7 separate regions of the Homo sapiens genome follow, and regions 1, 3, 4, 5, 6 and 7 are each linked to region 2. The links are chromatin loops, found by intact Hi-C in ENCODE. Cell type or tissue: dorsolateral prefrontal cortex. All regions are shown on one strand. Region 1 has its middle 310 kb from the start of LINC00595. Region 2 overlaps ZMIZ1 (zinc finger MIZ-type containing 1). Region 3 overlaps ZMIZ1-AS1 (ZMIZ1 antisense RNA 1). Region 4 has its middle 140 kb from the start of ZMIZ1-AS1. Region 5 has its middle 210 kb from the start of ZMIZ1-AS1. Region 6 has its middle 310 kb from the start of ZMIZ1-AS1. Region 7 overlaps LOC105378379 (a long non-coding RNA gene).

Region 1 (4,000 bases), 620 kb before region 2:
GTCCCTACACATAGGCCTGGGCCAGAGAACTAGAAGTTGTTTAACTTGGTTCTTAGATCCAACTCATGCCTCATTAAATACCAATCAAGGTAGTATGGAATAAAAAATTTCATGCTAAATTCAATATGAGTTGAAAGATAAATATTGACTGGATATCCAGACAAAGCCAAGTTCCCACCTCCCCTAGACACTGATGCTGAAATCAGCCATCTCAGGTTTATAAAGATCCTCAGCAGCCTCTCCACAGAGCTGAGACCCCTGTAAGCAGCTGTAGAGGTGGGCTCTGGATTTTAGAAATGAGACTAGGATTTGTTTACGGGTACAGACATCTGAGTGGTCCTTCAGTCTCTGGCCCCACTCATTCTGCAAGGCAGCAGCAGCATCCCCAGCATGACTTAGAGTTTTCCTTTCTGTGAGAACATTCCTGGAGTCCTTCCATCCCTGTGACTCTTTGGTCCCTCAAGTTGGATGGGGACATCTTCTCTTAGGGGATGATTTTCATAACATTGTCACTTGCTGGTGGGCCCAGTAACACCTTTGTAGTCAGTGCTGATCATTATGTACTCATTTGAGATTTGCTGCGGCAACATTGTTTGTAATGTATTTGGGTGAGGAAGGGTGTTAAAGAGGCTGTCACAAAGTCTCCCTCTGGTAAAACGCAGGCAGTTTGAACATGCAAACTTCCCCTCATGGCAGCTTTCCCCTTTCCATTCAGTGCTTCTTCAGAGGCCCACTTTTTCCAGACACGGCGCTGTGATGACTGGTAGGAGCCACGAGGATGGCTGCGTGGGGAGCCTTGGTCCTGTCACTTCCTCTCTGCATCTGTGGACAAGTTGTTCCCCTCTAGGTGACTCAGATTCAACATCTTGCAAATGTCATTCTCAGAGACCTGAGATGATGATTCACTGAGATAAAGGACGTGAAAGTGCTTGCAGGATGTTAATTGGCTATAATCATTGTTAGCATTGCTGCTGGCACTCATGGACTTCCTGCAGCAGGCCTTGTTCTAAGCACTCTACATATGCTAAGGTACACAGTCCTCGTGACAACTCTTCTACATGGGCCATCATTTGTCCCCATGACATGGATGAGGAACCAGCTCTAATGAACCAGCACGGTTGCCCTTGGCCAACAGATATGGGATGTGCTGTGGGCCTCCTAGGTGGGAATACCCCATAAGGCTCAAAGAGCAGGTCGTATTTGAGAGGAGTATTGAAAGGTGAAAGGAATGTCATGTACTTAAAACCAATGGAAGCTGCCTCATATTCCAAGGGATGATATGGACATGTAGGGAGTGCCTGAGTTGGAGCACGAGATGAGCATATGTTGAGGCAGGGAAGAAGAATGTTGCTGAGGCCAGAAAGGCATTTTGTGCCGTTATGCAGGCACTTTTCTGCTTTGTTGCCAATATCACCCAGTGTTACAGAAAGGACCAAAAGCAGCATTCTCATACTGTCTAATTTTGCTCAGAAAGAGTGGCAGAAAATTTGTATCGCATCCAAACTGGTCTGTTTTTGGCAGCTGCGGGTCCCACATCCAGGAGGAGAGTTAGCAATTCTCTCATCAAGAAAATCTCCCCAGGGACCTGGAAGCAGCTTTGCCCAGTTCTCTGGCAGGGATACCAGAAGCCATTGCTGCCAGAAAGGTCGTGGTCTCTCTAAGGCATGGCTCTCCATGGCCGAGACCCATGATGATGAGGTACTCCTGCTCTGGAAGGGTCTTCCTCACACCTGCAGCTCATGAGAACCCTCCAAAACTGCTTCTAAAGGATGTTGGTGACATCAGGTGGTTAGGCCCATGACCTGACTCCCTGAGAAGGTGGTGAAAAGGGCGGTTGTCTAAACCACTTTCCTATTTAGATCCAAACTATGTGGACTGTCCTTCAATGAAAAAGAGGCTATCCATACTCCAAGCTCTTGCCAGAGAGCTCAGCCTGGAGCCAACTGCTGGCAGGAAGCCCAGCTGAGACAGTGGAGAACAATGGCTGCGCTTCTGCACCACTGCACACTGAAAGGCTGTTTCCACACACGGCATCTCAGGGCCATCTCTCCAGCCACCCCTCTAAGTGGTTCTTAGTTTTCAGTTCATAGATGCCTAGCGGGTTAATAGATTAATAAATGAGATTTAGGGATCCATGAACCCCTCTATAGCTGTATGCAAAATGTTGAGAGCAGGTATGTTTTTCTTAGGAGAGAGGCTTTAGTTATTGGTTTTTATTTATTTATTTATTCATTTTTAAATCAGATTCTCTAAAGAGGTCTCTGACTCTAAAATGGGTTAAGAACCTCCACTCTAAGGATGGATGAGTTTGGTCCTTATATTATGAAAGTGACCAAAGAAGCCACCCGTCCTGACCTTATTTATTTAGGTCCTGCTCTGAGATGTTTGTTAATATTATGGTCCAGCTGTTACCCAAAGTCAGATGAAGAAATTTCTGGATCTTCTAGTTAACTCCTATTGAAGACATGATCCATTAGATCCATTAGAGTATTTGGCACCAACCTGGGACCCAAGTGATACATTCTTTTTATAAATTGGCACTAGGAAAAACTTTGTACCTTTTGATGATGGGATGTATGTCTTTCTTTTTATCAACTGTTGAGAACTGTACGACTCAAGATGTTTGCCTCCTTTCTCTGGCTGCTGGGCTGCTGTGAAGTTCTGAGTTATATTTGATGTTCACTTAGTCAATGGTTACATTTGATGTGCATTTATTCAGGATTTTTGCTGATCTCCTGTGTTCTAACATCAGATAAGCACAGGGGAGAGAGGATTGAACAAAATAGAGGTGGTCCCTGCTGTAACACATGATGTTTAGCCCCCGGTTTTTGTGCATGTAGTTTTCTATTCCACTGCAGATTGTGAATAGTGGTGATCACCAACACCCAGTGTCCACTGTGTCCAGGCATGATCTAACTGTTTACATATATGAATTAATCTAGTGTCCCTGAGACACAATGACCTTAAGAGGTAAGTACTATTATGACCATAGTCTAAATATGAAGAAACCGAGGAAGAAAAAAGTTAAGCTTCTAAAGTTCACAGTGCTAGCAAGTGGCAAAGTCAACATTCAAAGCCCTTGGCCCCAGGCTCTGCACTTAGATGTGGAACTCACACTTCCATCCTCACCTTGCCAGCTGCTTTGTTGGGGCAATATTGTGTGTTTGTATGATGTAATTCACTCTATGGAGCATTTTACCCCCACTGCTGACTATAGTCCCTGATTTGCCTTTGTTTGGTAAATATTGCTCTTCCCATTGCTGAGATAGCAATGTCGACGTTCAGAAAGGTGAAGCAATTCTGTGCCTTTAAGGCCAACCTAGCCCCCAAAAATCAAGCGATCTGAGCCCAAGCCCAGAAGGCCTTCTTCCCACTAGTCTCACTCCTTTTCTCCTAATGCACATTTATGTGTCATTATAAGTGGCCCCAGTCCTGTGCAGGGATGCAAAAAGAAACAATACTTGGTGAATTTCATTTGAATACTAAGTGGAGAAGTGTCCAGTGGCCTTTGTTGGTTTTGTGACTTTGAAGATCCTCCAGTGCTGGTTAAATGTAAGATTACACCTGGTTAACACCAAGAGGAACCTGGAAGATCATTGATCTAGAAACTTCTGAAAGTTTTTTGGGAGGATAAAGTCTCCTCAGAGAATCTTATGCAAGTTATGGACACTCTTTTTCCAACCCAGTTCCCTGATCCTCATTCTTGTTTTGACAATTTTAATGATACTGTGACATTTCAGGATAAATTGTCATTGTTTTCAGAAAGAGCTTTCAGAAAGGCTCATTGCTTGTTTTCTGCGACTCTAAGCACCTTTCTCCTTGTCACTGAGTGGTGGAATATTTTCTTTTTTTTTCTGCAAAGGGGAAAAAGGGAAGTGTAATTTTCAACTCTCAGCGTAACTTGTCTTTGATTAATGTATATTGTAATCATCACAGAATACACAGCTGTCTATTAACGATGGAACCAAATGAGTTGAATAGATTATCAAAGAGCAGCAGC
Region 2 (4,000 bases):
GTGATGGGTTTTTCAGCTCTCACCACCCTGGTTCTCATGTACACCCAGCAATGGGCGTGCGTCCACCTGCCTGTTCACCCATCTAATGAGTACCTGCTGAGTACGGAGCCCTGGGCTAGACTAAGGGATCTGTAACTGGAAGACATTCCAGCTGATGGAGAGACAGTTGCAAGGAGTCAGCCCTCATCTAGTGCTGCTACGATGGGGGTGTGTGACAGCGACATGGAGGGGATAGGGATGGAAACCAAGAAAGAGCACGAAAGAGTGACAGTTGAGCCATACCCTGATGGATGGGAGGTGTCCAGGCATTGCGGGCAGAGGGACAGTCAGAGGCAAAGACATGGAGGTGCGATCTTCAGAGCACAGTCCGGGAGGCAGGGAGCAGCCCCACGTTGGGGACAAGGGATGTGACTGAGAGTAGTGAGGGCTAGGGGCCAGGCCGAAAAGGATCCCAACTGATGCTGACATGTGCAGGTTGGCAGGTCATTGCTGAGCCCAGGGCTCATGAAGTTTGTCCCTTTGGGAGTCTAAGGCTGATGAAGGGGCTGTCTGGGATGTCCTCTGGACCCCTAGGCTTTCCCTTCTGGCTGTGTCTTGGAACGCAGCCTCTGCTCGCGGGCTGTAGGCAGAGCTGCCCACTCCTGCCACTGGCACCGCTTGCCCCAGGGGACCTAAGCTGCAGATGTGCATGGTGATTGAATCATTTCTGCACACCACTGCTCACACAGCTCCCCGGGGACCCCCACTTGCCTGTGCAAGCTGTCATGAGATGTGTGTGCTCAAGTGCATCTGTGTTGGCATCCAGCATGTGCACATACCTGCTGTGAAGTATGCAAGGGGTCACATGTGTATGTGCCTATGCACACGTGTGCTGTGCAGACGCCTCTCTCTGGGTGCGTGTGCATTATGTGGACTGATGAACTAGTGAGGCCTCAAAGGTGGGAAATAAAACACTTGTGTTGGGACAGCTGACTGTTCGGTTGGCTGCCACCCTTGGGAGCTAGCTGCCTGTGGAGCTCCACATTTCTGTGGGGCAGCTAGAAGCACCTCATCCCTGTGTCCAGTGAGGAGCCCCCTGAGGGCTGTTTGCCTCCCCCAGCCGTTGAGACCGTTGAGATGCTTCTCTCCTTGCTGACTTGGCAGCCCAGAGATATCCAGGGCTCTATTTGGACCTGTCAGAGGGGCTCCAGCCCAGCTCTGCTCACGATGCCCTCCGTGTCCTCTTCCTCTCCCCACCTCCGCTTCCCACCCTGCTGCATGAGGGCATGAGGCAGGTGTTCCCAGGCCTTTTCAGCTCTCAACGTTCTATCCTCCAAGCAGCCCTCTATACATAATAGCCGCTAACTTTTCTTGAACTAGTCTTCTGCACCAGGCGCCGCTAAGCATAGACACCCTCGCTCTGCTGGGTGGTGAGAAGTGTAAATGGAAGCTTGGTCCCGAAAGACGTCCCACGGGAGTTGGGAAGACCGAGCTGACCCCATGTTACCATCCAAAAACTTCCATTTGCCCAACTAAGCCCAGCCAAGCGTAAGGTGCAAGAAGAAGCACAGAGCTGTGAAAGGGGCAGCGTCTTGGCCTTGGGCTGCCCTGGAAGAACAGCTCCCGGGGCTGCCGGGCCTTCAGCCTCCCCATGGACCTGCCTTGGGACAGGCTTTGCAGCTTCAAAAGCAGGCATTCTCCTCTTGTGGGGATGGTGTTTTCTGAACAGCCGGAGCTCCTCACAGGGAATCCTAAGAGGCTGGTATTTGACAGGCTGCCAAAGGCTGGCCAGCCCGATCCTGTGCTTTGCAGACAGCGAAATGGAGGTCCAGCTCTCTGCCCTATTCACTCAGCAAAGCAGGGTCCTGATCCCCCATGCTGATTAGCTTTGCATGGCTCCTGGCTGCTCTGACCAGGAGACATGGCGGGGGTCCTGAGCCGGGATGGGGGTAGCCTGCTTGGTCTCACCCCCCATTCAGGGGCAGTAGGAAGGGCTGAGGCCACGGGTGCACCTGGGGCCAGGCCGACAGTGATCTGTTGGGCGGGAGCCCGGCCTCTCCGGCTATAGAGCTGCAGCCACGGAGGATTTGTAGCGACTTGTAAAGGCTTAAAGGAGTCCAGGAGCCCGGAGGCGGAGGCAGCGGCCCAGCTGAGTGGCGCTCTTGTGGCGAAGGGCGACCTCTGCTGGCCACCAGGTGCGTGTCACCTCCCAAAGGTGGCCGGTGTGCAGGGAGCCCAGTGATGTAAGTGACTGGATTTGGGCAGGTTGGGTGGAACAAGAAGGTCATCTCCTGGGGCCCAGTCACAGCCGGAGGTGGGGACTACCAGGAAGCTCTGACTGCCAGTCATGGGGAGTGCAAAGAACAGCACATTAACAGCTGGAAAGGTAGAGGGTTTGAATCTCAGCCCAGCAGCTTTCCGGCTGTGTCACCTTGGGCAATTTGCTTCACCTCTCTGAGCCTTTTAAGGATGAAGAAAATTAGCACTGCATAGGGCCTGGCCTGGTGCCTGAACATAGCAGGTGTAGAACAAATGGAAGATCCCAGCCTGCCCCTCAACAAGCTGTCTCTTGCATGCCTCCCTCAGCGCACCCTTCCTCTCTTTATGCCTGAGACCCTTTGCTCTCTAGGCCTTTGACCCTTTTACTCCAGAGACTGGAGCCTCCATCTCCTCCATTCCTGGGGTTAGTAACCGCAGTTCTCCATCATTGACCTCAACAGTTTAAAAATGTCACCTCACCTGTAGGTGCCTCCATAATCCGCTAGCCATTTGTTCTTTTATTAAGAAACACAGGACACAGCGCTGTCCCTGTGGTCTGCGATGTCCCTCCTGCCATCCATCTACCCACCCTTGGGTCTCACAGGTGTTGCAAGCCCAGACACTCACCCCTCGGTTCCTGTGAGCTGCAGCCCTGCCTGGGAGCAAAGCCCCCCTGGGACCTGGACCCAGCCCAGTGCCCCTTGGCCTTGAACAAAACACTGATGGGCCCCAGGCTCCTCAGAGTAAAACCAGTTGAGGCAGAGCGGGTAGATAGGGGACCTGAAAGCACCTTCGGCCCTTAATATTCCAGGAATCTTTCTGTCCAGAAGCCAGTTCAGTCCAGCCGCCGGCCTCCAGACAAGACTGCCCGTGACCCCACGTGGGGCCAGCCCGAAGGTGGACAGTCCCATCTCCCAGTTTGCTGTTAACTTCTTAAAGCAGGACCTGGGCCCCCGCTATGACTAAACAGAAAAGAACTGCCTCTGAGCCCTGTGGTCGCCAGCTGGGTGGATCTAAGCTCCTGTGCCTGCTTGGGGCTTCCAGGCAACAAGCATTTATCAAGGCCCACCGGGCTCTGCCCCCGGACACAATGTCAGGAGAAAGTTCCTCTTGAGAGGTAGACCCTTATGGGTCACTGACTTGCCCCTCTGCAGCATCCTGTTCTGCAGATGGGGAAACCAAGGCCAGGAAACCAGAGAAGCCCACTCGAAGTCCATCCTGGCTGGGGACACCTGGGTGCTCACTGGAGTGAGGGAGAGGACGGAGGGCCTGGAAGCACACCTGGAACCTCCACAGTGTGCAGGTCTGGCCCCCAGGTCACTTAGGTTTGTCAACAGCGCCCCCTGCTGGCTGCCTGGGCCACCGGTGGCCCTTTGTCCTGGTGGGCAGTGGCCTGCCGACAGCAGGATGAAGGCCTGCCGGGCATGAGGTTTCTTTGTACTTCTCTTCTGTCTCCTCCAGCTAGGAGCTGAGCCAACCCAGGCCTTTGTGGGATGGGTCTCCCTGTCCTGGCTGGCTGTGAAAGTTGAATTCTCTATTGGAACCCTGGCTACCAGTGTTCACCCATGCCCCCACGTGGGACCCAGGCCTTCACTGCCGCATGGGTATCACATGGTGCCTGGGAGACCACCAGGGTCCTTTGGCTCTGATGGGGCCTGGCACCAGGAACTGAGATGGCCTTGCTGAAGGTGGCACTGTCTTGCTCCTGCTCTGGGCTCTCTGTGTCCTTGTCTTCCACACCATGGTTTGTCCCTGACCCCAG
Region 3 (4,000 bases), 220 kb before region 2:
AGATGGCTTCTGTCCAACCCAAGGGTCCGGCCCACAGCCCTCGGCTCACACGGCCATACAAGTCTGGGGACATCATGTCACGCTCGCTTACTCTAAGGGCCCTGAGGCTTGTGAGGGCTGTGGTCAAAGACAGGCCTGGGAACTGGGGTCCTGAGCACCCTAGCCCAGCCCAGTCCCGCCCCGCGGAGGGGCCCGACTGAGCTGGGCCGCGCGCCCCAGCAGCCCCAGCAGCCGCCGCCCACCTCGGCCAGCCTGGCTTCTGCGCCCCGCCAGGAGGTCGCGGAGCGGAGCGCGGCCAGGAAGTGAGCTGAGAGTGACAGCTCCCCCCACGCTGTTTGTTTATTCATGACTCATTCTCTCCACACACTGGCTCTTCTTTCTTTCGGGAGGAGGGGAGAAAGGAGCGGGAGGGCGGGCGGGCAGGGGAGAGGCAGGCTCCACAATAAACAATGAGGCAGCTGAGCCGGTGGGGAGGGAGGAGCCCGCGCGGGGCGCAGGGCCGGGGCTGGGGCCGGGGCGCGGTGTTTCCAGGCCGGCCGGCCCGAGGCTTGCGCTCCCGATCCCCGATCCCCGATCCCCGATCCCCGCTCCTCCCGGCCCCGCCCGGCCCAGCCCGGCCCGGCCCGCCCGCCGCCACCTCCCGGCGACCGGGCAGTAGCAGCCGTAATTGGATCCTCGCTGCCTCCTCCCAGCTCCCCGCCCCCAATCGGGGAGCGGGTAAATGCCGGGTACCTTGGCAAAACAGTCGGATCCAAACCTATTATTTGACTAATGGGCTTCCCTCGTGCGGCTCCGCAACGCCCTGCAGACTCGCCCCTCCCCCCTGCCCCCTCCCCAGAGATGGCTCCCCTCAGCGGCGCGGCTCCGGATAACTGGAGGAAGCGCGGGTTCCGAGGCTTCAAGGGCCTCATTGTTCTGCCTGGAGGGGCACATTGAAAATGCTCCAGGGTTTACTTCCTGTGAAAACAGCCTGGGAGGGAGGGGGCGATCCACGGTGGAAAGACATTATCCTCCTGGAAGCCGCCCAGATTACACAGGGAGAAAAAGGTTGTTTTGATTGTTGCTGGCTCTTTCTTTCTTCCTTCCTTTTTCTTTCTTTTTCCTTTTTTTCCCCTTCCCTCCTCTCTTTTGCTACCCTCCCCGGGCCAAAGATGAATCTTTACTGCTGTGGAGCAAGTTGGAAATGTGGGGCTGTTTTCTGCATAAATAAGGCTGGTGAATGGCAGAGCCAGATATAAAGTCTGATTCAGAGAAATTCAAAAGAATGCAGGGGCGATGAGGTGGGCAAATCCAAGAAACTCATTTCCCCAGCATGCCCCTCTGAGTCACGTCTTGCACCATGAGGGGAAAACACATCACGCCACAATATGTCACATGCCTGCCGCAAAGGAGCAGGCCCGGTGGGAGTCACACAGCTCCTTCCTCCCCAGCCTGGCTCTGCAAGTCCAGAACCACAGAGAGCAAAGTGTCAGCCGGGAAGAGGCGAGGGTCGGTCCCACCAGGCTCCAGGTCAAAGCCTTCTCCTAAGTGAGCTGGGGCAGGAATAGTACTATAGCAGCAGCGCACCCTTGCACAGCGCCCACTAGGTGCAGGGGCCTGTTCTGCGTGCTTTCCATATATTCCCTCATTTAATCCTCACCACGACCCTGCAAAGCAGGTGCTTTTACTCTCCTCTTTTCCAGGTTAGGAAGCTGAGCCCAGAAAGGTTAAGGAATTGCCGAAAGCCACACAGCTGGTGAGCAGGGAAGCCAACCCAGCAGGCTGGCTGCGGGGTCCACGAGCTTGGCCACTGCACTGACACTTCCCAGCTTCCTCAGACTTGTTATTGGAAAGTGGAGACAGTGACACCAGCCTCAATGGGAGCTCAGGAGGGTGCATTAGGAAAATCCAGGCAAACTGTTCAGGACAGCACTAAGCATTAGCTCATGTTGATGGTGCTATTGTTTTCAAATAAACTGGACCCATAAGAACAATTCCTTCCTAACTCACAGGGTTGTCTTGAGGGTTAGGAGAGACCAATTCAAGAGGCCGTCCCCAGGGCAATGCCTGGCCCTCGGCAGGTGCCCGTGGATATTGGTTTTCTTCTGCTTTCTCTGCCTCCTTTTCCCATCCCTTCTCACTCAACCTGAAGATTCTTGTCTTGAGATTTTCCCATGTACCACCCAGCAGAGTAACCATACAGGCACCTCTCCCAAGATCCTCAGCCCCACTGCCGTTCCTGTCAAACTGGGTGGAACTCTACATGGGCCCAGAGTGCCAGCCTTACGCGGGCCTGCCCTGACCACTATGCGGCGACTTCAAAGTGGCTCCCCCAGCCCCTGCCCCCTCCACCTGCACAACTCCATTTGGCTCCGTTCAGCTTGTTCTTTTGGCCACAGCCTCATGGCCCTCTAACACACTCTACAATTCACCTCTGACCGTATTTGTGATGTTTTCTGTCCCCCACCTCCTCCAGCTAGAGTGTAAGACCCACAAGAGTGAGGATTGCCACTTTGTTCACTGATGCATCCCAAGCATAGGAAGCCCCAGTGAGTGTCTGCGGAACGAATGAATTCCCGCTTGTTGACCACTCTTCCCTGCCCGTTGCCTCCTGTATTCACCAGAGAAACTCCCACTCATCCTACAGACCCCTGCCTCTTGGAAACCCTGCCCCATGCCACCCACCCCTGCTTCCTTGCTGACAGCTCACAGTGCACCCTCCTTTAGTCATATCCCTTGTCACTGCGCTTTGCCTCACCGACCTTCCTTCCCAGACCTCCCCACTGGCCCTTCTGGGACCCCACTTCCTTTAAGAGCACCCCCTCTGTCCTCAGCCTTGTGATGGAGGCTTTGCCGCTGGTGACCCATCTCCTCTATCCTCTCTGGGGCGGCTGTTTCTGTTCCTACATCTCACTCCCTTGTGTGGTTCCCAAGATCCCCACATCCCTTTCACATCCCTAGGGGTGTTTCCAGACTGTGAGGCCATCAGACCCTTTCTTTTTTTTTTTTTTTTTGAGAGACAGGGTCTTGCCATGTTGCCCAGGCTGGTCTCGAACTCCTAGGCTCAAGTGATCTGCCCACCTCAGCCTCCCAAAGTGCTGAGTTTACAGACATGAGCCACTGCACCCTGCCCTAGAATGGGATTTTTTTTTCTCATTTAGGGTTCATGCCTCCTGATTCTACTACTTTCCCCTCTCTCCCAACCTCTTGGATCCCACCTTCCTAGCCAGCATCTTTTGCTCCTGAACTACCCAGCCTCAGGTCGCTGCCTCTCCTTCCCTGTCCAAGGTCTGCCAGCAGCTGATGGCCTTCAGCATCCATGTGGGTGACCCATCCAATACCTGGACTCCCCGGACCTCCAGCACCCTTCTCCAGGGACCCTCTAGCCTACTCAAGTCCAGCCCCCAATCCCAGGCCACCACTCGAAACTGCTTTTCCTCTTCCATCTTAACCCCAACATCTCTTCTTTCCCTCTGACCACATTCTCCAACTGCTCCAATGGTTTGGTCATCAGAATGACCCTCTCACCAGCACCCCTGATTTCTTAGTACCCCCATCCTTCCCTTCATCCGCCCAGCCAGACTTAACAGGGGCCAACCCAACCACACTCTTTACACGGCAAGCTTAGGCTGGCAAGGGCCCACAGCATGAAGATTTGGCGCCAGTGTCAACATGAGGTCTCCAGTCTCAACTGCACCGTGGACATGAACCCAAAGTCCTCTGCCTGCTTGCCGGCCTCCCATTTCCCTCATGGGTTCTTTGTCTCACTGACCTTCACCCTTCTCCCTCTGCCAACCTCAATTCCCAGAGACACTTGGCTTCGTCAAAATATGAAGGCCCTTTGGTGGGACCTGCTGCCCCTGCCCTGCCTCCAAACACAGCCCCACACCCATCCTGAGTATCCTCTGTCCAGAATCAGAGGGTAAGGAAGGTCTCTCTTCAGCCTGCCAGCCCACCCTTGCAGTGAGGTGCTGGGCAGGCCCGCTCTGGAACCTCGCCCATCTCTCCCTGGCCTACAGCA
Region 4 (4,000 bases), 270 kb before region 2:
AGATGTGTTCAGCTCCTTTTATGAAACAAGAATTGTGGTATAACCAACATTGTCCAAAGTAGAAATCCATAGCTTAGATTGGAACCCTGCAAAAAACAACACAGCCCTCCTTGAGGGCACAGCCCAGTAAGAACATTTACTATCATGTAATTTTCCTGGCTGTGTACTTGCTGGAATGGGGTTTAGCCACTGTGGTTTCAAGTCTCTCCCGATAGCCTTCCCTTTGCTGAGTAATTGTAGGCGAGTCCCTTCTCCTCTCTAGGCTACAGCGAGTTACCTTATCTTTAACATGAGTGGTTGGCCTAGATGATTTCAAAATCCTTCCCAGCAATAACATCCCATAGGTTGAATCATCAGCCTGAGGTTTAGTCCCAGGCAGTGGTGTGTGGGAGAGAGCATGCTCGTGTGTATGTGTGTGTGTGTATTTGCAGTGTCCTTTAAGTTGATTGATAATGTCTCATATCAGATGCCAACCAATAAATGCCGATGGTAGAGACTTCACTTCTAGCATCCACTGACTTCAAAACAGATAAGGACTCTGGGAAAAGCATGACACCTGTAACATGCATAAATACGCCTGGCAAGCTTTAGAGCCCCCAAAGTCTTTTTTTTTCCTGGCAGGTATGCTAAACGTGTGCACATAATTGTGTGACAAATATTGCATACAGCTTTGCTTTACAAAAGTCAGGTGTCTCATTTACCCAGGAAAGCTGCTGTGTCTCTAATAAACGAAGCCACAAGACCAACACTTCTTTTCCGAATAATTATCTTCTGAAGGCTGCATGGACAGAAGATGAGAAAATCAAATTAGTCTGAGACAGCAAAAAGGAAAGTAAAGCTAAATACACACAAGTATGGCCACTAGAATTACAGGGAAGTCCTTCTGGGATGGTGGCCTCTTTGATGGTAGGTAAATAACAGGAAAATCTAAAAACCCATTGTTCTCCCCATCCTACTGTTTTTAGGTTTGCTGCTGCCTTATCACTACTGAGGGATTTATTAAATGTAAATCTTAAAAGAGGCTCTACAAGACTTATATATAAATATTCTCCTATCTCTGTCATTCTTGAGTTGTGTCTCTGTTCCACCCATTCCCACAGTAACCCACCTAAGAAATAAATAAATAAAATGCTGTCATTCCCTTTCTGAAAAACCCCCAGTGACCCTTAGCAGATTGAAGTCCAAATCCCCGAGTGGGGCCTTCAAGGCTCTGCAGGGTCCCCAACTGGCCCCCCCTTTGCTGTCAATCTCCCTTGCACCTTTTCTCCCAGGATGCTGTCATCTCACCTGAAGGCACACGGAAAATCTCAGCCACTCCCCCACCCCAAGCCTTTGTTCATGCTGGTTCCTTTACCAGATTGGCCTTTCCCAGTCCTTTATTTGCCTAAGAAACTCCTACTCCTCTTTAAGACCTTGCTGAAATGTTGATTCCTTGGGAGAATTGTCCCAAATGTCCTCCTTCTCTTCATCAGCAAGTATTTGTTGTGGGTCCCCAGCCCCAGGTATTAATGGCATAGAAATCAGTGGTGAGGGAGACACACTGAGAGACTGGGAACCAGAAGATGTTACCAAAGAGGCACAAGTTCCCTGGGGAGCAGACCCTGAGTGCAGTGCATGGCACACAGAGGGCGTTCTTAAGCATCGGTGGAATAAACGCTCCAGGGATGGATGAGTAATCCGCCTGGGACACTGGGAAGCCATGGGGCCCTCCCAGGAGCCATCAGAAGCAGCCGCAGGTGGAGTCCTCTGGGATGCCACAAGGAATGCCACCCCAACCCGGGCAACTGGTCTGGCTGCTGACACTGCCAAGGCCCAGGGGAGGATGGGCCCTGAACTGAAGCTGAGCGGGTCAGGGGCTGGCCAAGTGGGTGGAGGCAGAAAGAGCCTGAAGGAGGCATGCTGAGCCTCACCTTTGGGAGACAAGAGGGGGCTCCCACACAGCCCCAGGAAGGGAGACCAGGAGGCCAGTCCACATCTCCTAAATGACCAGCAAAAGATGGGTGGCTTGAAACACCCAGTGAGCAGTGGCTCTTTGGCCTGGTTCCCCCGCGGCAGCTCTGGGTGCTGCTTGCACGCAGACAGCACCAGGTGCACGGTCACATGGGTTAGTAAGTAAATGAACAAATGCACAAATGAACCAGGTTGTCAGGATTGCAGCACTTGGCTTTTGGTGCATCTCTCAGTTTCCCTTTAAAAGAAAAGTCTCCAAGGACAGTAAGATGAGGGACAGGTGAGATGGGGGCACACCAGAGGTCATCTTAGTTTTTCTCCCCTTAGGTCCATTAAGGAAAAAGACCCTCTCAGGGTCCTTTCTGACCCTCAGGAGTGGAGTCCCAGCCTAGAACCCCAAAGGTATTCCATAAAGGAGTGTTGCATGCTTGCAGGGGGCCTATGTTTCTGTGATTAAGAACATGACCTCTCCCACATCCCCCTCCAAGGTCACACTGTCTGTCTCACCGTGACCCCAATAGCAAGCCTCTGGTGTGTGCTTTGGTTCATGAAATGCTTCTTCTGGTGGGAAAATGCCATTTTTAGATAGACAGACATCAGTAAAATATAGCCATGACCTAAGCTCCAGCTCAGACTAAGGAAGCCCCACAAGCTCCATTTCCTAGCACTGGGGCGTCTCATTCCCCTTTCCTATCCAAGCAGTTGGGGAAAGCTCTGCAGGGGAGTGTGCACACCAGCCAGGCAAAGGATGGATTCAGGCAGAGAAGAGGTGAGGCAGAGAAGAGAGTTCAGGAAGAGAAGAGGTGAGGGATTAGGACCAGCCCAGACACCTGAAAGAGAGAAAATCTGGCCCTTCCCTCCTGATGGGCAAAGAGAGCCCCACAGTGGCCACAGGATCTGCAGGGAGTCCATGGCACAAGGAGAAGAGTTGGGAAAGAATAGAGAAGGCAGTGGGGGTAGACTGAGGATGACTGGGACCCCGGGCTGAGGAGGCCGACTGAATTCAACAGCCCCTGGGAGCCATGGAAGCTGCTGGAGCTGAAGAAGTGCATGGCATGAGCATTGGGTGGACTGCAGGGCAGAGCCCGGAGCAGAAAAGCAACACAGAGTTGAGCCTGCACCCAAGGCTGGTCAACTCCGGCCTGCCTGGGTAAGTGCTGAGTGCTGCAGGGAGGCATGCTACAGATGTGGGACTCCATTGCATCTTTGGGGAGAGATCAGGAAGAGCCCTTGTAAGCCCCTGCCTGGTCACAGAAAAAATCTCGTCTGCAATAAGCAAGCAAGCAATGCGGCGGGGAAAACATTTGCTTAGGATGCACACAGTCCAGGCTGGATCCCTTGTGTCACACCAGGCTCCCAACTGTGTGGAGGTAAGGGCAGGCTTGGGCCAAAATCCCAGCATTGAGTCTAACAAAATGCCATGGCAGGGCCTTTATCAATGTTCATGAAACGGAGAGCCTCCTCGACCTCCCTGAGCCTTGGTCCCTTCTCTTGTAAAAACCACCCATGTTAGGATGATATTTGCACTGCACTTAGAACATGGTAGGAGCTCCACAAGTGGTTTTGTGACTACTTATCTTTCACGGATAAGGAAAGTGATCAGTAGAAAAACTGTGAGAGGGAATTAGCAACTGATCAAATGTCTAGAGCAGTTTTTAAATTTTTGCATAACATTACTTTCCAAAACTTGCCCATGTCAGTAATTTCTTCTGGTGCATCCGGACCACCTATGGTCAGTATTGAAATTGTCCTCAATAGAGGGTTTAGTGGCATTCCTGGAGTCACATGGCAGGTCAGAGGTGGACCAAACAACAGATGCCCTGCCTCCCAGCCCAAGACCTGCCCAAAACTTGACCATGTTGTCCCTGCTAAAGAGCACAGGGACCCAGTGCTGGGGGGCTGTCTTCTCTCAGGCCAGTCCTCCAGGGAGTAAGGGATCTGGGCAGGCAAGACTGGAGGCCTGACAAGAAGGTGTGTCCCAGGAGGACTTTGTGCAGAGCTCAAAAGGATGGACAAGTTTGGCCTTGGTTGAGGTTGCTTCCTGTTTCTA
Region 5 (4,000 bases), 340 kb before region 2:
TCAAACTGATGGCCCGCAGCCTAGACCTGCATGTGAAAATTTTAAGGCATTGCACAGTTCTATTTGGCCTGTGCAATGCTTTTAAAAACCAGTGCATTTTATATAGAAATAGAGATTTCCATTTCCTCCTGAAAATTTAAAATATCAAGCCTTTCTGGAGGCACTTTCTCACAGGGGATCAACTGGAAATAGTGGCAGTTGCTCTTTTAGGCAGGGTCTGTGCCCTCTATTTTGCCACAGGCCCCTCTACTCCCTATTGTGTGTCTTATCCTCCCTGCCTTGCTAATAGCAAAACTCTGCTTGACCCCTCTAGGCATCTGGGTTTGTGGCCTAGAGAATGCCTTGCGAGACTTTGTTTACTCCTAAATCAACTCGATCCTCCAGCCCATAGTATTCCCTCTCATTTACCCCCAGACAAGTATTCCCTCTCATTTACACACACACACACACACACACACACACACACACACACACACAGGCTACGAACCATGGTGCAGTGGAGCCCATCAGCCCAACTGCTGATGCTGTAGACAAGTGTCTCATTAGGAGTGTGAGGAAGGGAAGACCCTCCAGGGGAGGGGAAGGAAAATAGCATAAACACAGGTGGGGAGGCAGGAACACATGTGCAGGGCGGGAACACACCAGCGCAGAGGAAGCCAAGGTGCAGTGGGAGATGAGGCAGGCAGGTGAATTCCATGTTCCAGCTGAACTAGCGGCGGGCCAGCCCACAGGGGCTCATTCCTTCCACTCCTCAGTGAAGACAAAGACTGGGTCTCTTCAGTCTTGTGCTACCAGGAGCACAGTCTTAGTGACAGCTCCCTGTGCATTTTACCATCATGTAAAATGCTAGCCATAGCCATTGTTATGATTGTTGTCTGCGTTAAGGGCTTTCTGACTACCAGGGGCTGCAGGGAACTTGGTTTGCAAACATTATTGCATTTAACCCTCACTGCTCCATGGATAAGCATCACTACAACAAGAAAGGTCAGGGTCAGAAGGGTGAAGCAGCCTGCCCAAGGTTCCTCAGACAGTAAATGGCACAGTTGAGACTGCCTGGGTGCAGCGTCTGCGTCACCCCGCAAGGGTGGGCTTGCCAACAGTGTGTTCAGTTGAAGGGGTCTTGGTCTCAGCAGGAAACCAAGCCCTCTGACCATCTCCTTCCCTCAAGAATCTCCCCCAGATGGATCCACTGGAAAACAAACCCATCCCTGGCCACTCCAGCCTCTGAATGCAGGGGATGGGGAGAAGTGAGTGGGAAAGTTTGAATAAAATCCTCAGTCCGTGGGGCGGTAGGGAGTGTGGACTCTAGATCCAAGCGCTGCCACTTTCCTGGAGAGAAGCCTGGGAAAGATCCCCAACTACTATGCCCCTCTGTGTTCTACCCTGTGAGGCAGGGATCATAAGAAAAGCAACAATCATAACTGCACTTTCCTCTTGAGGTTAGGACAGAGGAGGAAAGTACTTTGAACAGTGCTGCACACAGTAAGAGCTTTGCTCATGGAGTGGCTTTACTTTGCTCCCTCCCATTCACCCACAACTTGGCTTTTCAAGTCCTTTGAAACACAGTGGGGAGCAGGATGCTGCCTTCCCTGTCCTCTTCCCTGCTGGGGAGGGTTCAGCTCTCTGGTGCCTCTCTGCTCTGCTCCAAGAAGCCCAGCTGGCTGCACCAGTGGCCTCACAGCTGTGCCCTATCTTGTGACAAGGCCCGGCTCATGGAGTGGGGCCAGCTTGGCCCTGTAGCCAGGGAGAAACTGGTTGGCTCCCAAGGAGTGCTCTGCTCTGAATGGGACCTGGCCAAGTGGGATAGTGCCCTCAGAATGCCCTCAGTCACCTAGCTGGCCTCTCAGGCAGGTGACATGCATGCTGACCCCCAACCCCAGGCCCCTCCCACCCCACAGTACCCACCAAAGCCCGCGGAGGCTTTTAGTTAGCAAAGACAGGGTGGAAAAGGGGTAGTGGGGGCCAGGAGCTCTTGGGCTCAAACCAAAGAGAAGGCCAGGGTTATAAGGGCTTTAAGTGACAGGCAGTCCAAGAACTTCCCTGCACCCTTGGGGAAACTGAGACCCTGAGAAGGGAAGGATCCAAGTTTGCATAGCAGGTGAGCAGCAGCAAGGGTGATTGTTCTTAGGAGGAAAGAAAATGGCTTTCATAGATCTTTGGGAAAGAGGACCAAGAAGTGTCCTCAGTGAGCCTCTAATCCCAGGTTTGCAAACTCAGGCATTGACAAGGACCAGGCAGGTAACTTTAGCAGGTGAAAAGCCAGGTAGGGACTTTGGTGGTCCAGGAGCACTTGGCCCATCTAAAGGAGATGCCCCTCCCCAGGACCTGCCACTTCTTTCACAGTAGTTTGATTGAGGTGTAATTCACATGCCATAGAGCTCACTCATTTAGTGTCCAATTCAATGTTGCTTAGCACATTCACACAGCGGCATGACATTCACCACAGTTCAATTTTAGAACACTTTTGTCACCGCAAAGGAAACCCCATGCCTATTAGCAGTCACTGTCCATCTCCTCACCACCCCTTCCTCTGCCCCTGGCCCTGAGCAACCACCAATCTATTTCTCTATAGATTTGCCTATTCCGGCCACTTCACATAAATGAAACTGTACAATATATGGTGACTGGCTTCTTTGACTTACTATGATGTTTTCAAGGTCCATTCATGTAGTAGCATGTATCAGAAATTCATTGCTTTCGTTACCAAATAATATTCCATTGTGTTGATATTCCACATTTTATGCATTCATTCACCATTTGATGGCTTTTGCATTGCTTCTACTTGTTTGGCTATGGCAAATAATGCTGCTATGCATGATGCTGCTGTGCATAAGGTTTTGTGTGGATATGTTTTCACTTCTCTTGCTTACATACCTAGGAGAGGAATTGCTTGATCATATTGGAATTCTATATTGAATATTTTGAGGAATTCCGCTGCTTTCCAAACTGGCTGCACCATTTTACATTCTCATCAGCAATGAAGGAAGGCTTCAATCTCTATATATCTTTGTCAATGAGGATGTCTGTCTGTCTTTTTTACTATAGCCATCCTAGTGGGTGTGAAATGCTCTTTGTAGTTTTGATTTGCATTTCCCTGATGATTAAAGATGTTGAGGATTTTTTCATGTACTTATTGGCCGTGTGTGTATCTTCTTTGGAGAAACGTCCATTTAGATCCTTTGCCCATTTTTAACTGGGTTATCTTTTTATTATTGAGTTGTAAGACTTCTTTATATAGTCTAAAGACAAGCTCCTTACCAATCCTATACGATTTGCAAATATTTTTTTTCATTCTGTTTGTCTTCTTTTCACTGTCTTGATGGTTATCATTTGCAGCATAAAATTTTCTAATTTTGATAAACTTCCTTTTTTTGTCACTTGTCCTTTTGGTGTCATATCTAAGAAACTTTGCCAAATATGAGATCATGAAGGTTTTACACCTATGTTTTCTCCAAGAGTTTGATAGTTCTAGCTCTTACATTTAGGTCTTTGATCAATTTTGAAAAATTTTTTTTTGAGACAGAGTTTTGCTTTTGTTGCCCAGGCTGGAGTGCAATGGCATGATCTCAGCCTACCACGACGTCTGCCTCCTGGGTTAAAGAGATTCTCCTGCCTCAGCCTCCCAAGTAGCTGGGATTACAGGTATGCGCCACCACACGCAGGTAATTTTGTATTTTTAGTAGAGATGGGGTTTCTCCATGTTGGTCAGGCTGGTCTCAAACTCCCCACCTCAGACGATTCACCCGCCTTGGCCTCCCAAAGTGCTGGGATTACAAGCGTGAGCCACCGCGCCCAGCCAATTGAATTAATGTTTATATGTGGTGGGAGGTAGAGGTAAAAATTCATCCTTTTGCATGTGGAAATCAGTTGTCTCATCACCATTTGTTGAAATGACTACTCTTTCCCCATTTTGTTATCCTGGTCCCCTTGTTGAAAATGGCACCCATGACCGTAAAGGTGAACATTTATTTCTGGACTCTCGGTCCTAATTCTATGCCAG
Region 6 (4,000 bases), 440 kb before region 2:
GGGAGGTGAAAAACAGAGACATTAAGTGCCAAAGCTTATGTTAATACAGCATTAAGGTTGAAAATGTAATCTCCTAGGAGTCAGGAAATTCCGAACAAGGGGTTTCCATGGCAACCCAGCCACACTGCTCCTCTGTCCATTCGGGCCCTGTTTTCCTTGTTAAATATGATCCCATCGTATATTATATGTTATCGAGTTAAATGTGCTACCCACAGCATGCAGAGCTCCAGCCAGCAGCCCTCAGAGCTGCAGGAAATGAGTGTGTGTGTGTGTGTGTGTGTGTGTGTGTCCAGGGGTGGGAGCCTTCAGAATTCGCCTAATATAACACAGCCACATCTTAGGTCCTCGTATCTAATAAATGAGGTGTAATTCCATTAAGAGCAGCTCCTGTGTACACCAATGAGCAAGGAGGCTGCAAGCCCTGTGTTCAGAAGGGGTCGTTCAGGGTGCCTGCCCCTGCTTGGGGTGGGTAGGTGAGGGACGTGGCAGATTCCATCACATCCCCCACAGGAGTGCCCAGCAGCTCCGGCAGGACCATCCCTGCCACCCGGGGCTGCCTCCTGGATGCAGTTCTGAAGAGGTGAACTGGAATTACCTGACCCAGTGGTTCTTCTCACATGCCAGCCGATTGAAGATCAGCTGTCACTGTTAGTTAGCATCCCAGGGTACACTGGGCACCAGCAAACAGATGCGGAAAGGAAATTTGATGCTTCTCCAAACCCTGTCTCCCCACTAACACACCACAGTGGACAAAAGACTTCCAAAGACTTCCTCGGTGGCAGTGGGAGTTAGAAAGAAGGGGGAAATGACTGTCAGGGAGGGCAGCTAAGTAGTGCAGTGTGTGACGGAGAAACATCTGTAGGATAATACAGCGGAAAAAGCATGGAATGTTAGAATCAGGCTGCCTGACCTCAGCCGTCTCCCAGCCATGCGGTCTTCAGCAAGTCCCTTAATTTCCCTTTGTCTTAGTTTTTTCATCTGCAAAATTGGGATAAAATTACCATTAACCTCACACAGGCTTGTTGGAGGATTAAATGGGATAATTGATGCAAAAGCTCACTGTAAACTTCTAAATCCCTATACAAATGTCACTCTTCCAGGGAGCTCTAGAAAACCATGCTGGATTCTGGACTACTACAGTAGGCTGTAGAAATTTTGTGATTGGTTCTGGAATTCTGCGTTGGGTTCCAGAATTCATGGATGGGTCTAGAACACAGACAGACTTTTTCTGTAAAGACTCAGATCATAAATATTTTGGGATTTGAGGGCCATGCTGTGACTACTCAAGTTTTCTGGAGATAAGAAATGAATGGGCATGGCTGGGTTCCAATAAAACTTTATTTACAAAAACAGAAAGTGAACCAGATTTGACCTGTGAGCTGTACTTTGCCAGCCCGGGTCTACAGTGATCTGTGTAGGAAAGCAGTTTTGTGAGAATGCTACTCCTCTCCTCAGAATTTAACTCTCCCTCTTTGACACCCTCCTATCCTCCCATCTCCCACCCACTCACATCCATACCTCTTTCTTTACCCAGCCAACTCAACCTTCCAAAACCAGTTAGAGTCAGCTGCTCCACGAGCAAATTGCAGTCACTTTTGGCCCTTGCCTGCCTCCCTCACAGACTGTGAGATCCTTCCAGCAACCAGCTATGTTACCCAAGGCCCTAGCCCTTAGTCAATGTTTGGTCAATGTTTGTAGAATAGATGGTATGAAAAAACAACAACAAACAAACAAACAAAACAAAAAACAGAAAACAAAAAAACATCCCAGGGAGCCAGGACATTGTCATTCTCAGGAAATCTGTGAGCTGGGATCGTTTCCAAAATCTCAGGTCTGGGCACCAATCCTCTAGTTATAAGCTACTCCGTCAGGGCTTCTAGAACCATCAGTAGGCAGCATCTTTATAGATGCAGGCCAACTTGTGTGTCCACAACCCAAGCCTGGGGCCAACCTGTTGTCTACATAGGCGTGGTGGTGCCCTGTGGCAGCAGGCCAGATGGGCAGGAGCAGGTCAGCGGAAGGCTATAACCTTAGCGAGAAGGTGACAGCCACAGCACCCCTCCCTCTGAGGGAAGGCGCCCCATGTGATCAAGCACATGTGTTCCTGCTCATGACAGCGCAGCAGCCTCCTCATGCCACCCTCGGGGAGCCTCAGCCTCCTCCAGGCTGATGATGTGGAAACTTCCAGAAGTGCAGCAGCCTCTCAGCTTTCCCATTTGCTAGCTTCCCCCATCCTCCTCCTGGGCACAGCAGACAGGCAGAACCAAGTTGTGTAACTCACCTCTGAGTCACACTTCCCCTGTTTCCCCCAGCACGGCATCTGCTTTCTGCCTGACAGAGCCAGGCTTCCTCGGGACAGCCAGACAGGCGGCTATTGTTCAAAAGTCAGGGCCGGTTTGATGGGCTCTCCCGCCCCCAGTAGATGAGCTAGGAAGATGTCACTTTTAATTACAACGGTGAGGGAATAGGTATAGGTGTGTGCGTGTGTGTGTATGGAGCAGGGTTCCACAGGCTTGTGCAATGTGCGTGTGTCTTCACATCGTGACGTGGGTGTGTCGTTAGTGCAGGCTTGTGTATTGCATAGGTGTGTGATGGGTACATGTGTGCTTGCACACGCAGGGCTTTGTGTGTGCACAGGCAGATGCTTTTGGGTACATGGGAGGCTGTTTTTCCTATACGTGCTGTGTGCCTAAGAATGTCTGCTGTGTGGCCATGTGCTTTCATCCGGGTCTGTGCGTGTCTTTAATTTAGGACTCCTTCTCCTGGAGGATTCGATAGCTTCCACCCTCTAGCCTTGGCAAATGAATATTTTATTACTTTTCTTTTGCCATAGCATTAAGCAGTTTTCCTGCGAAGAGCGAGAGCATGACACACTCCAGCAGACAGAGACAAGGCCTCTGATGTCAGAGCCCTGAAAAGCAAATCACCCTACGACGACGTCCCAGGAGGGCTCGCAGATGCTGGGTGTTAGGGCCATTAACAACTGATGAGTCAGCCCTTTACCCGTTCGTCCGACAGCATTCTCTCGAAATATAAAGCCAGCACACCCATTTCACAGGAGGCTGGAGGGAGCTCCCTGCCACTCCTCCCAAAGCCAGCCCAAAGCTGTTTAATTTTTTTTCTCACTTCCTGGTCCTCCTGTTAGGCAAAAGGCTGAATCCTGGGAACAGAAGATCATCGTATAACCCAGAGCCGGCAAGTGAAAGGTCCTGACTTCTCCCCAGGCTCAGGGTGAGGGCCAGGCAGCCAGGCTGAGAAGGAGCCAAGAACACAGGAGGCAGGAGGCCGTGGAGGCACAGTGGGAACACCGATATCAAGACAGTGAACAAAGACAAGCATGTAAAGGATGGATTCGTAAATAGGTCATCTTTATATTTCACTCCCCCTCGGGACAGTCTGCAAGGCTGGGGAGGACATGTCTCAGGCTGACCCGCTGAGGAATGGGTTGTACACCACCAACTCTAACCTAATTGGTAGAGGGTTGGCTGCCCCCATAGGCAAAACTAGCACCCTGTGCTGCAGGCCCAGGAAGCTTTAGACATAAGGCAAACTGCTGAGAAGGCCAACGGGGTAGGCTCTGCCATAGCACCCCTGAAAGGCAAGTGGCCTGTCCCACGTCTCCAGAGCTGCAGAGCCACGCCAGGCCCTTGCACTCCTGTCTCTCCAGCGGCTCTCTCCATCCACAGTGACTCAGATGGTGGTAGAAGCTCCTAGCTTCCCTGTCTCCCATCTCTCTAGAAGATGGCTTGGAGCAAGAAGTGCTTACTCCGGGACCTTGAGGCTGGGCCCGTGTGGGGCAGGGGCTGCTCCCCACTGCTGGCAGTGAGTCTGCCACCCAAGTTCTCTGAACCAGAGCAGCCAGGATGGGGATGAAACAGAGCCACATCTGAAACTCTGGAGCACTGGAGCTGGAGACATCATTCCTTGGTTCGCTCCTTCCACAGATAGTCACTGGGTGCTGACTGCATGTTCTGGAATAAGTGTAAAAGTCCCCAAACAA
Region 7 (4,000 bases), 540 kb before region 2:
GATGAGCGGGTGCTGCCACTGTTAAAAGCAGCACTGTGTTTCTGCACCCCAGGGTTTGTGCTCAGTAACTGTTTACTGAATGACCAAATACCCTTTTCCATTATTGTGCTAGGGTCAACAGCTGATGCTGGTGTCCACCCACGGTGCCCCCCTACCCTGGCCACAGCACACCCCCCTTTATCGATCTCCTTGATTAATAAACAGTCCATGTCAGAGAACAGGAGCCTAAATCACACATCTCTTTGTGCCTTTCTCCAGATTTCTTCTTTTGTTTCTTGGGGAGAGGCTGAGGCAAGTCAACTCACAAAAATGTGCTTCCACTGAATGGGATCCTGGAGTTTATCTAATAGGCAGGTTGGGAAAAATGAAAACGCTAATTACTTCAGGGAAAGATGGAAAATGAGTCAGCTGATTGGGCCACCAGGCAGCCAGTAGGAGCTGATTTTTTTTTTTTTTAAAGAGGATAATGACTTATTCTAGGGGATTTCAGTTGTGCACACACAACAAAAATAATTCCAAGTGTCTGCTAGCAAAATCCCACGCTGCCGAACATCGCGTTTGAAAATTAATGTGACAAGCTGGAGGCCTATTTGCCCCAAGATCAGAAGACAATGAAAGCTTCCTCCCCAGGAAGTTTCTCAGGGTAGAACCAGAAATCCGGAACTGGAGAACCCAGAGGGCAACGCCCCACCGGAGCCAGTGGACGGGAATCAGCTGGGACGCCATGCTGCCCTCCTTTGTCTGGGTGATCAGGCCCAGCCTCCCGAGTTACTGATGATCCATATGGAAGCTGGTGGGGCTGCACATTAATTGCCTTGTTCAACCCATCATTAAAATGATACGTCTCGCCTTCGGGAGCTGTGCTGGCTGGCGGCGAGTTGGGCACACCTCCTGGGTAGAGAGGTCTCCCAACAGGGCCCTACACACGCTTCTTTCTGAAGAGTTGCACGGTGATTTGGGGTTCATGCTGGTGCCATTGGACTCTAGGAACCAAGGACCCCAGGGCCCTTGCTCCCACTCTCCTTTCTAGCGGGCAATGGAATTAATGAACCCCGGGCAGCCCTGGATGCAGGGCACACTCGGTCCTTTACAGCTCTTTGTCTGCAGCCAGGCTCTTGTCTTTCAGAGCTGGCTGCCGCCCCGTCTCTGGAGCTGATGCAGCAGCCAGATAATGAACAGTATATCAGCGGAGGCGGCGGAGGGGGGCGACGGGGAGAGAGGCGAGCGCCCGAGCGAGTTGGACTGACTTATTATTCCTTCACTCTCAAACAAAACAAAATCATTGGCCTGCCAGGGTCATTAAGGACCCCGGGGTTGTCATAGAAACGACCTTTGGGGCCTGGTGGTTGTTAATGCATGAGTGACTGCCTGCATTGTGTGTGTGGGGAGAGGTCAGAGTTTTGTTGGTGGCTTAAGAAAGAAAGAAAGAGAGTGAGGAAGAAAGAGAGCCAGCACAAAGCCCAGGATTGGGCGGCTGACATTCAGAAGGAAGGTTGTCCGCCGTGGCATTGATTAGCTGTCTGGGATGGTGAAAGTCCTGTGCCCGGCACATAGTAGGTGCTCAGTAAATGTCTGCAAAGGTGAATGGACACGTTTCTCTGGTTAAAAATGCCCTCCTATGCCCACTCTGAATTCCACCTCCCCGTAACCCGGAAGCCACTCTGCCAATGCTCTCCCTGAGAGTGCTTAGACAGGTAATGCTCCATCATTGTTCCAGCCGAGAGTAACAAACTCACAAGTTTCAGGAGGCACTTCTATGCCTTCAACTTGGACAGGACAATTTTCATGGTTCCCAGGGACCCAGGAGGAACTCGTTGGGGTGGGTGGGCAGGGGCTTTTACAGAGGAGAAATATAGGACAACAGGGCCTCCTCTGTCAGCCTTGGATTTACAGATGCGCCTTCAACCCACTTTCTAACCAGGGCACTCTGTCCCCTGCCAGGAGACACTGAGCACCACCCGTGAGACGGAGCTCCCCCTACTGGCTGGTGTTCAGAGAGCTCAATCTCCAGGGGTTGACTCTCTCCAGCTTGTCGGGTTTCAGAACCAGCCCTGCTACTAACTCTCTGTGTGTCCTCTTGCAAGTCCTCCTTCCTCAGTTTCCTCACCTGGAACATTAGACATGGTCCAGATGACATCTACAGCCCATCCCAAGCCTTCTGTTCTGATGCCTCTGGGTGGGGGTGGGGGGTGGGGGGGGTGTCTTTTCTGAATTTAGGATTTTACTTTCCAGGTTGGAAGAAAACATTCTAGCCACCTTTTGGGGGTGATTATAGAACCATTTGATCTCTGAGATGTCTAAACCTGGTTGCCTTCTCTGGTGTCACCATAGAAGTGAGGAGGCCCGGGCCTTTCAAGATCCTCTAACACTGTACTGCTTATGTTAACTGTAACACCATGTCCCCTGATAGCCTCTTGAAGTCTCCTTGTCACATTTGGAGGCCAATCCCAGGACCTGCCCACTGGAGACACACTCACTTAGCATTTACTACTAGAGTAGCTTCTTCTTAAAAATAGTTTCAGGAATCTGTCTGAAACCTTACCTGGCAGATTCTCAGATCTTTGCTCAAGCAAACCAGACTATCACTCACAGAATCCCTTCTTCAGCTCATGGACCCCAGAACACAATGGCTGCAAAACCCAGGTCTCTGATGTGGGCCCAGAACGAACAAACACCTCATCTCAGTGAATCGCAAATGCCTGCATTGCACATCTGTGCTCTTTTGCAAGGACTTTGCTGGGATTCGTGATGAGCACACCTATTACAGAATCTGGAGTGAGAGTGCCCAGTACAGCGGGGGTGGGGGGGTCCCTTGTGGGCAAAGGACCATCACATTCATCTACAGCACTGAGCCTGGTTCCTGCCCTGGAGTAGCAATAAGATATTGGAGTGAATGTTTGGTTCCAGTCTTTCATTTAATTCTTATAAAAAGGCAAGCAGCTACATCCCCCACAGAGCAGATGAGGTATCAGACAGGAGGAAGTGTGACTTGTCCAAGGTCACAGGAGGAGCAACTTTAGAAGCCGGACCCACAAGCTCCAGTCTGTTATGGCTCCGCCCACAGTGCTGCCGAAGCTGTCACCTGCGTGAGTACCAGAGAGTAAGAAGCGAAGAATCTTGTTATTTATGCTCATGTTGCATAAAATGTTATGCTCAGATAGAGTCAGTTTACCTTTGTTTTTGTTTTTAAAATCTGCACAACTGATTTGCATAACTGTCAGGGCCATGGCCTGGCACCTGTTCCCCTGTGTGTACAACAGAAAGGAGACTTTTGCCTACAGTCGAGCATGTTTTACTTCCTTTCTCATTAGTTGCAGAAAGAGAGAGGACTGTGCCCAGCTTGGACTCCAGTTCAAATCCCACTAAAACATGCTGAATCCTCTGTTTGGCATAAAACACGCTGAATCCTCTGTTTGGCATAAAACACCCAACTCAGATTGTTGACATATATTCTCTTTTCAACAAACTGCATCTTCTCAAATAAGTGAGAAGACAAAAATCCATCGAGTTTCCTGGTTTCCAGAGGTAAGAGAATTCAAGAGCAAACACTTCAGCATGCTGGAGCTTAAGTTTCCAAGAAAAGAAATGAGGAGTTGCTGATTTGGAGAAAAGGCCCCAGGCTAGACATGACTAGCTTACCTGGGGTTGCAATTGCTTCTAGCTCATGTGGTAACCTTTCACAAGTCACTTCCCCTTGTAGAGTCTATTTCTACTTTTCTAAAACATAAGGGAGCCCAAACTTTGAAATGTTGTAATTCTGAAGCTTAGGTTCCTATAAAGGATGATAAACTCCAGAGTATTTGTATTTAATGAAGTTTAACACCAGGTTATAAAATAGAGCTTCCTGGGAGAATGAGCCATCATCTAAACCAGCAGAATTGAACAGAGTGTTTTACTTTGCATTAATATGTTCCCTTAGGGACAAGGACAAAACCCAACATTGTAAAAAATGTCTTGAATATTTGCATATTGCATATAGAATATTTGCATGCAGTATTTA

Evidence for each region. A loop is a pair of places that touch in the nucleus more often than their neighbours do. Peaks named below come from ENCODE experiments on the same cell type or tissue, not always from the same donor. Only the 100,000 strongest peaks of a DNase experiment are listed, where the experiment ranks them.
Region 1: a loop joins it to region 2, with 2.5 times the contacts of the local background. A loop is called at or near these places in 6 of 110 quality-filtered maps.
Region 3: it touches region 2 in a loop (6-fold over the local background); 56 of 110 quality-filtered maps call a loop at or near these places.
Region 4: a loop joins it to region 2, with 3 times the contacts of the local background. A loop is called at or near these places in 23 of 110 quality-filtered maps.
Region 5: it touches region 2 in a loop (3-fold over the local background); 43 of 110 quality-filtered maps call a loop at or near these places.
Region 6: it touches region 2 in a loop (2.8-fold over the local background); 9 of 110 quality-filtered maps call a loop at or near these places.
Region 7: it touches region 2 in a loop (5-fold over the local background); 40 of 110 quality-filtered maps call a loop at or near these places.

The regions. Positions count from the first base shown.
Region 1 is chr10:78,578,233-78,582,232 of GRCh38, forward strand. No RefSeq gene overlaps it. Among named protein-coding and RNA genes, the nearest start is that of LINC00595, 310 kb to the left of the region's middle. In dorsolateral prefrontal cortex, a CTCF peak has its summit at 1,936; DNase peaks (open chromatin) are centred at 778, 1,593 and 1,969; H3K27ac peaks cover 2,234 bases.
Region 2 is chr10:79,193,461-79,197,460 of GRCh38, forward strand. All of the region lies in intron 4 of ZMIZ1 (zinc finger MIZ-type containing 1), which reads left to right. Among named protein-coding and RNA genes, the nearest start is that of ZMIZ1, 130 kb to the left of the region's middle. RefSeq lists an enhancer at 2,345-2,434. In dorsolateral prefrontal cortex, CTCF peaks have their summits at 2,150 (motif pointing left), 2,354, 3,599 (motif pointing left) and 3,798; DNase peaks (open chromatin) are centred at 1,751, 2,131, 3,219 and 3,581; H3K4me3 peaks cover 599 bases; H3K27ac peaks cover 1,442 bases.
Region 3 is chr10:78,973,364-78,977,363 of GRCh38, forward strand. The region is part of intron 5 of ZMIZ1-AS1 (ZMIZ1 antisense RNA 1); the gene reads right to left. Among named protein-coding and RNA genes, the nearest start is that of ZMIZ1-AS1, 92 kb to the right of the region's middle. RefSeq lists silencers at 12-131, 172-241, 412-901 and an enhancer at 1,283-1,332. In dorsolateral prefrontal cortex, CTCF peaks have their summits at 730 and 1,575; DNase peaks (open chromatin) are centred at 398, 898 and 1,448; H3K4me3 peaks cover 1,607 bases; H3K27ac peaks cover 2,380 bases.
Region 4 is chr10:78,925,712-78,929,711 of GRCh38, forward strand. No RefSeq gene overlaps it. Among named protein-coding and RNA genes, the nearest start is that of ZMIZ1-AS1, 140 kb to the right of the region's middle. In dorsolateral prefrontal cortex, no CTCF peak of the experiment used is centred here; no DNase peak of the experiment used is centred here.
Region 5 is chr10:78,854,952-78,858,951 of GRCh38, forward strand. No RefSeq gene overlaps it. Among named protein-coding and RNA genes, the nearest start is that of ZMIZ1-AS1, 210 kb to the right of the region's middle. In dorsolateral prefrontal cortex, no CTCF peak of the experiment used is centred here; a DNase peak (open chromatin) is centred at 1,680.
Region 6 is chr10:78,754,726-78,758,725 of GRCh38, forward strand. No RefSeq gene overlaps it. Among named protein-coding and RNA genes, the nearest start is that of ZMIZ1-AS1, 310 kb to the right of the region's middle. RefSeq lists enhancers at 1,592-2,230, 2,870-3,508, 3,509-4,000. In dorsolateral prefrontal cortex, no CTCF peak of the experiment used is centred here; a DNase peak (open chromatin) is centred at 2,206; H3K27ac peaks cover 1,175 bases.
Region 7 is chr10:78,655,779-78,659,778 of GRCh38, forward strand. All of the region lies in intron 3 of LOC105378379 (a long non-coding RNA gene), which reads right to left. Among named protein-coding and RNA genes, the nearest start is that of LINC00595, 390 kb to the left of the region's middle. In dorsolateral prefrontal cortex, a CTCF peak has its summit at 1,969 (motif pointing left); DNase peaks (open chromatin) are centred at 1,153 and 1,973.